2 separate regions of the Homo sapiens genome follow, and region 1 is linked to region 2. The links are chromatin contacts, found by Hi-C or POLR2A ChIA-PET in ENCODE. All regions are on one chromosome and are shown on one strand. The core of a region is the stretch at or near the end of the contact, and the rest is flanking DNA. Distances in the headings are between cores, read along the strand shown. Region 1 has its middle 110 kb from the start of ATP1A1. Region 2 holds the start of LINC01762 (long intergenic non-protein coding RNA 1762).

Region 1 (3,841 bases), core at 974-3,473, 210 kb before region 2:
TTGGACACCCTAAAGCTTCCGGGTAGATAGGCACTGCACCCTGGGCCTGCAGGATGGTCTGGTGCCAGGTGTGGCTGCCTTCTCAGCCCAGTTAGTCTCAGCCTGGGACCCCCTGGCTCTGGGCATGTAGATTTTGGTCTTTCTATTGTTTTCTCCTGGCAAGACAGCAAATCAGAGGGGCTCAAAGAACTCAAGGCAGTTTTCTATTGTCCATAATAGGTGGGAATGGGATTAGCAAGAATACGTAAAATCCACACTCCACCTGCTTCTTAAACAAATCCTTTACTGTAATCACCCACAGGCTCTAACATTGATTGATCTTATGTCCTCTGCCTAATCCTCCTCTGGTGGGTGTATTAATGATGAGAGCCTAAAGGCAGCTGGCAAAGAGAAGGCTAGAGACAGAGTGAAGAAGGGGAAGAACATCTACAAACTGAACCATTAGTCTGAATAATTGAGAGCTGACTCTGTTTGAAATTTGACTTTTATAATGGTTTGGCCAGAGCTGGGGCCCAAGAGGCTCCCTTCTAGCCTCATGATAACAACCATGGGGCCAAAAGCCAGGCCTGCACAGTGCTTTTCTAAATGGAACAGCTGCTGCTATCGTCACCCAAAGGAAGGTGTCTCCCGGGGCCAGCAGTCCCTAAGCAGTCTTTCAGCCATATTATTATGAGTAGGGAAAGGCTCTGAGGCCAGGCCTACGTAGCCTGGAAGGACAATGGCTTATATCAATTGGGGTTGCCATCACAAGAAGGAACATGTTAACTGGGCCACTGGCTTAAAGGCCCTGAATTTTGGAGCTTGGGAGGATTTCGCAGCTTCCTTTGTTTTTCCTTCAATCTTACATGAGAGAGTTTCATGGAATTAAGATTAAGGCAGGGACGGTATTTGCCACAGGTAGCGACTTGCCATCTCTTGGCCAGGTTGGCACCAAGCCCCATTGTGAGTGAACCATAGGCTGGGTCACATTCACTTTGCATTTGTGCGGGTAGCAAGTTGGGTCTATCTGAACACACAATCTGCAAGTTCACTAGCAAAAGAGTTGTTTACTGTACTTCTTTAGCATGTGGGGTCAACTCATTGACCCAGAAGGAGGCCATCAGAGATTTGCAGGAGACAGACTGGGACTCTATCTAAGCTGATTTCCCCTGGCAAATGACTGAATCCCTCCACACTTCAGTTTCCCCTTCTATGAAAAAAGAGGGAAAAATGTTTGCCACTCAGAATTGTTAGGAGGAATATAGGTGATCAAAATTCTTACAATGTCAAGCATGACAGTCAGTAAACTTGTCTTCCCCTTATATACCCAGTGGTAGCTGCATTTGCAGTCTCCTGACAGGGGAGACTGTTCTCTTCCAAAGCAGAGTCCCCAGGCAGGAGCTACTGTTGGCATAAAACCATCTGTTGAATTGTACTGTTGTTGCATGGAAGGCAAGAGGACTCCTAATGTTTGATGTCTTTGGGGCTTTTGCCTTGAAGGACAATGGGGATAGACCTTTGCCTCGGAAAAGGAGCGACTCAAGTACAAGGCAGGTAAAACCATGGAAAGCAACAAAAGATCAGGGGACCCTTAGGCTGCTGTGAAGACCGTACCATGAAAATCGAGATAAGGTGGTGCTTTCCTCAGTCAGCAGGAGCACCCAGTCAAACAGAGCACCTGGCCCCCGCCCAGCGAATGAAGAGTGGTTGATTCATGAAGAGCCTGGAATGGAGACAGCACCTGTCAGAAGAGGTGATGGGGCATGAGTATGTGTACCAGGTTCAGAGTTCGGGCTCCTTCAGTCCAACTGACCAATAGGAGAAAACGCTGAAAAGAGACGGTGATTCAGGGCTGGCAGTGAGGAAGTCCCCAACTTTATCAATGTACCTGAATTATTGTTTGGTTCTTCCTGTCTTTGGCTTTTGATAGTTGTGGTCCTCAGCCAAGAAGAGACAGAGGAAATGGAACAGAGGGTGTTCCTGAGAAATATGGGGGAGGAAGAAGTTATTGTCAACTGGCGCTCCCGCCTGCAATTATTGTGGTGTTGGCGTTCCTCATACTTCCCAGTGCCGTCCCCACCACTCATTGTGCTGGCTTGGAGGCACTCGGTTCAGAGTCTTCAAACCCTCCTCCTCAGCCTTGGCCAGGCTGTCTGTCTCCTCAGGGCAGCCAAAGAAGATGAGCTCATTTCCAGAACCCAAGAGGTGGCTCTGACCCTCTCTTCCCAGTTATTGCTGAAGTTGGGTGGCTGAAACCAGTCAGGGCATCATGCTGGCACCAGGCCAGTCTTGCATCAGGCAAATCTGCTGACTCATCTCTCTCTTCTAAACAAGCTCTGAGAGTTGGCATGCAGGAAGCAGCACCAAGGAGTCTGATGGCGTGGGCCACCTGGCAGGGACTGACCAAGGGGAGGCGAGGAGCAGCAGCCACCTGCCACCCCAATCCCACATTCTTCTAACAGCACCAGGGACAGAAAATATGTGCCTACCCAAGAATTTCAGGGCCACAAGTAGAAACAAGTATATCATAACAGGGAAGGTTGCAACATGAGAAATATGCTTTCCCTGAGAAAAGTGGATAACTTGACTTGAATGATCTTCAAAAATTATGTTTGGTGTTTGGAAAAGCTTAGTGGATTCTTTAAAAAGAGCTACACATTAATATTTGCAAATAAAAGATATACAAAGAATAAAACAAAAAAAATGGCCCATAATCTCCTCTCCCCCAACCTCAGATAATTGTAGAAGTACTTGATTAGATAATATATATGTACAAAATAAAAAGTGAAAGCTCCCATCCCCTGACTTATCCCTCTCTTAAACGCACATTTTTACGTGCTTTTTCTTTCTTTCCCATGGGAAAACAATGTATGTATACCCCTACATTTCCATTTGTCCTTAAACATCTTTAGTGTACCAAAACCGCCTCAGGTTTGCACAACTTCATGGAACACCAACCACATTGTACTTTAGGGTGTCTTGAACAGGGGCAATATTCCCATAGCACACAGTGTGAATGGTGCCCACCAGAGCCGCACAGTGTGGTAGGAGTGCTGTTTCCACATCATAGTATATCCTGGAGCTCTTTTCAGATCAATACATACGGATCTATCTCATTTTCTTTTAAACATCTGGTTTCATAGATTCTATCATTTGGATGTACCATCATTTCTTCAACCAGTCCCCTGTGGGTAGACAATTCATTTCCTCCTTCCTCAATTATAAGAACACTCCAATTAGCATCCTTGTACAAATATATTAGCAAACTCTTGTGAATGTCCGTAGAATAAAGTCTTACCATTGGGATTCTTAAGTACATACATCTTAATTTTATAGACATTGCCTAATCAATAACTTCATTTTAAAGAACAACTACTCCAAGGAGCAAAACAGTTTCCCTGACTTAATTCCTCCCTTGAAGGAAGGTGAAAAGGATTTACCTGACATTGTAACAGAGTCCCTTTATGACCAAAAACAAGATTAACTGGGTATGAATACAGATTGGGTGAATAAGAGAGAGGTGGATTGGATGAGGAAGAATAAAGAAAATTCTTTAGAATTTACAAAGGACTGTCATCTTAACCACTGATATGAAGAAAGGTGGACAAAAGGGCTTAAAAGGCCTCTTATTCTCTATAACTTGGTTGTTCACCCTAGAGGGACTTTGTCGTTCATGAGTTAGTGACATGTTGCATCTATAGACTCATCATACATCAGTGAGAGCCACCAAGCAGCTCAGAAAAGAAATGGAGGTTTAACCATGCGCTCTATGCTTTTACTGTATGTGCTAGGATTTTCTCAGAGATTCCATTATTGAATGTGTGTTTCACTTACCTACTGTAGCTCTACAATAAAGCAACAT
Region 2 (4,119 bases), core at 95-2,594:
TTCTAAGTCAGCCAAGGGCTCTTTCTGTCTGAAAATAGCTGCCTGAATTCATTTCCCCAATTAGTCCCAGAGGCCAAAGATAGGAGCAGGCTTTCTCCACCAGCAGGGCAGAAACTGCAGCTAGAAAGCCGGCCCTGCAGCATGAGGAACCCCTGGGGAGCTGGCAGGAGACCTTGAGGTCTGACCGGCTGTGTTTGGATGGACCCTCTCTAGCTCTTTCCCCGTCATGTGACTGAAAACCTTATCATAATGAAAGCTGTAAAAATGCCAAACTTTAACCTTATTAAAGTCACACTGTTCTGGTCTTGGCAACCATAATAGGATTTTACAACTCAACCTCTCTGACTAGAGTCCTTGAACAGCCCAGGGTCTGTCAGGGTCCGTGATGGGTGACTTAATGCCTTCAGGGACTGGTGCCCACCCACATTCCCACCCTCCCTGTGTCCATCCACCACCCGTGCTCACCGTGGCCTTCCATATGGCCTCCTGTTTTGTTACTCATAGAAATGGAGAAATTTCCACTACCATGGACCCCAGGAAAAACATATGAGCATACCCTACAGCACTTACCAGCTGACATGGTATTTTCCTCCGGATTAATGAAGCACAGTGGAATTTTAGCAGTTGCTGTAATGATTAATATGTCAAATCCATATTGCAGGAGAGGGAAACAGGAAAGCGATGTGAGAACCTAGGAGGGGGGAGGAAAAACAATGGGAAGGGAAGAGAGGTAGCAAAGCCAAAGAAGGACAGGGAAGGAAGAGAAGAACAAGGGAAGGACAGGGCAAAGTGGGGAGAGAGGAACACGGACTCCCACAGGGGTTGGATCAAACAGGCTCGAGCACATTTAGGGACTTCCTCCTGCCACATTGGTAGGAAGGTGGGTCAAGTCAGTTCCTGAGGAGAGGTCTCCCAGGAGCAGTTATTAGCATAAGGTTCTACATGTCGGGAGGTCATGGACCTTGAAGATTTGAGGAAAGGTATGGGGTTTATCCCTAGAAAAAAAATACACATAAAGGGGTTTACTAAGCCCCTAAACCTCCATGAGAAAACACAAAAATGAAAAAACCCTGGGTTCAGCTGACGGTGTTTCTGGAGCTGGGACTGTGTCATCCCTGTCAGCATCCCCTCTCCATGTGATGCCTTTCAGAAACAAGTTTGGAAAGATGACAATGGCGTCAGCCACAATACACATTCTGTTTGCTGAGCCTCTGTCTTGCCCTGTGAGCGCCCACCCTCTCCTCCCCACCTGCAGGCCCACCGCCATGCAGCTCCCAGGATGAGGTCATGCTTACTCACAGGGTCCCTTCCTCCAACTCTAGGCAGTCCAGTGCCCCTACATGAAGTGGTGTCCATGCTGTGCGTGAACATGCTCCGCAGTCTTGAGACCATTACACGGCTGGACAAAGGAATGCCTGGCCAAGCCACCAATGGGAAATACTTTGCAATGCAAATGAGTCCTCCAAAGCCAAGCATTCCCCTCTCCTGCTAATTACTTTTACCTGGTTGCATTAGAAATCCTGGCCAACATGGTGAAACCCCGTCTCTTCTAAAAGTACAAAAATTAGTCAGGCATAGTGGCACACGCCTGTAGTCCCAGCTACTCGGGAGGCTGAGGCAGGAGAATCACTTGAACCCAGGAGGCAGAGGTTGCAGTGAGCCAAGATCGCGCCATTGCACTGCAGCCTGGTGACAGAGTGAGACTCCATCTCAAAAAAAAAAAAAGAATGGCTTCATATTCTGTATAGTCAGGAGCTGGCTCAATGTTAATGTCATTGTCTCTCCTGAAATCACCTGTCAGTGCAAGAGACCTCTGAATTTCCTTTCTTATTTCTTGATCTAAGCATGTATATAGTGTCATGGGCCAGGTTAATTAAAGCTCACTGAATATCACATACTATCCTCTGAACAATCATACGTGTTGCTTCTTTAAAAGCAGGAAAGAAAAAATCAGGTTCTATATGGCCTACCAAGCTTAAATCGTCTCTGTGATGGGAACTGTACAAAAGTCAACAGGTCAACAACAAACACTAGTTTACATACTCAGTAGGTGAAAGAGTGAGCCAATTCATAGATTTCATTTCTGATTGTATTTTTTAACATTTTATTTTCAAAGAATTATAAATCCACAGAAGGTTGCTAAAAGGTGGAAACAACTCAAATGTCCATCGATGGATAAATGGATAAATGTGGTACAGTGGTCCCCCCTTATCCTGGGGGGATACATTCCAGGATCCCCCAGTGGATACCTGAAACTGTGGATAGTACCGAACCCAACTGCTGTCAGTGGGAACACATTTCTGTTCACATATTCCACCTACAATTTAACGCCTTTTCCAGCTTAACTAAACACTTACCAGTATTGTGGTCGTAACTTGCGGTTTGAGGTGTGACAGCAAAACTAGCACGAATTTCTTTTTTCCCTTCACAATTTCACAGATAGAAGATTCATTCCTAACTATAGATCTTAGCAGCCTCAGCATATCATTTTTTTTCTTTCCTGAAGCCGAGAATTTTCACCTTTTCACTTAAAGGAAGCACTTTATGGTTTCTCTTTGGTATATTTGAGTTGCCAGCATCACTACACTTGTGCTTTGGGGCCATTATTAAGTAAAATAAGGGTTACTTGAACACAAGCACTGCGATACTGGGGCAGACAACCTGGCAACAAAGATGGCTATTAAGTCACTACTGGGTGGAGAGTGTAGACAGAGTGGACACGATGGGCAAAGGGAGGGTTCATGCCCTTAGCAGGATTCAGCAAGATTTTATTATACCTCTCAGAACTACTCACAGTTCAAAAGGTATGAATTGTTTATTTCTGGAATTTTTCATTTAATATTTTTGTATTGCTGTTGACTGTGGGTAATTGAAACTAAGGAAAGTAAAATTGTGGATAAGCAGGGATGGGCTACTATACATACAGATAATGGAATAGTATTCAGCCTTAAAAAGGAAGGAAATTCTGATATGTTTCTATGACATGGATGAACCCTGAAGACACTATGCTAAGAGAAATAAGCCAGTTACACAAAGATAAAAACTCTGTGATTCCACTTAGATGAGGCACTTATACGAGTAGTCAAATTCAAAGAGACGAAAATTTGAATGGTGTCTGTCAGGGGCTGGGAGGTGAGGGGAATGAGGAGTTGTTTCATTGGTATGAACTTTCAGTATGGGAAGATATAAAAAGTCCTCTGGAGATGGATGGTGGTGTTTGTTGCATAATAATGTGAATATATTTAAAGCCAACAAACTGCGCCTGTAAAAATAGTTACAATGGTACATTTTATGTTATGTATATTTTACCACAATCAAAAATTGACAAGAAAGTCCCACAGACACTTCACTAGGCCAATCCAGTGTAACAGCTTGCATGACTATAATACATTATCAAAACCAGGGAACTGACATTGGTACAACCCAGACTCATTCAGACTTCACAAGTACTCGTGTGTGTGCGCGTGTGTGCGTGTGTATGTGTGTGTGTGTGTGTGTAGCTCTATGCAATTTTATCACCTGTGTGGCGCTGTTTCATCACAAGCCACTCTTTGTGCTGTCCTCTGTGGCCACACTTGCTCCTTCCTGACAACTAACCTGTGCCTCATCTCTATAATTGTTTCACTTAAAAAATGTTACAAAATGAAGTCATACAGTATGTAACCTTTTGAGATAGGCTTTGTTCACCACATAACTGCCTCGAGATCCACCCACGTTGTTGCATGTATCAATAGTTTATTCCTTTTTATTGTTGGATAGGACTCAATGATATGGATGGAAATGTTTGATTATATTTTTACATCTACCATTAATAAATTCAATTTTCTGTCCACATTAAGACCATCGGTGAATGGACTTGATTCCAATGTGACCACTACAGGAATGGCGTCCAAGGGGCTCACCAGAGCATCCTAGCCTCCACCCACCCATGCAGGGGCTTTTGTCTGGGCCATAGGCTGTTTCATTGAAGAAATGGGTCCTACCGGGCCAGCTGTTCTGCCTACTGACTTTCAGCTGTGGGGACCACAGTGCATAGGCAGTAAGATAGACAGGAACACCTTCAGTAAACAGAGAAGGTACAGTCTCAACCCCCGGCTTGCCCAACCTCAGGGCTGAGAC

What was found. A loop is a pair of places that touch in the nucleus more often than their neighbours do. ChIA-PET counts read pairs that join two places held with the same protein, here RNA polymerase II (POLR2A). Pooled maps may share reads with other maps.
Region 1: a map of psoas muscle shows a loop between it and region 2 (1.9-fold over the local background). The contact joins the enhancer-like site here to the promoter of LINC01762 in region 2. A Hi-C loop is called at or near these places in 3 of 168 maps with a recorded cell type or tissue (colonic mucosa, gastrocnemius medialis and psoas muscle), 1 of 37 single-sample maps with no recorded cell type and 1 of 50 pooled maps. POLR2A ChIA-PET finds 5 or more read pairs at or near these places in 1 of 52 experiments (Panc1).

Annotation. Positions count from the first base shown.
Region 1 is chr1:116,266,113-116,269,953 of GRCh38, forward strand. No RefSeq gene overlaps it. Among named protein-coding and RNA genes, the nearest start is that of ATP1A1, 110 kb to the right of the region's middle. Within about 2 kb of position 2,224, at least 3 of the 41 ENCODE cell types and tissues checked have a DNase peak (open chromatin) inside an H3K27ac peak, as active enhancers do.
Region 2 is chr1:116,477,482-116,481,600 of GRCh38, forward strand. LINC01762 (long intergenic non-protein coding RNA 1762) reads right to left here and starts at 1,345. Exons shown (of 4, transcript NR_125972.1): 1 at 1,300-1,345; 2 at 571-691. LOC112268235 (a long non-coding RNA gene) reads left to right here and starts at 1,741. Exons shown (of 2, transcript XR_002958352.2): 1 at 1,741-4,119. RefSeq lists an enhancer at 790-1,349.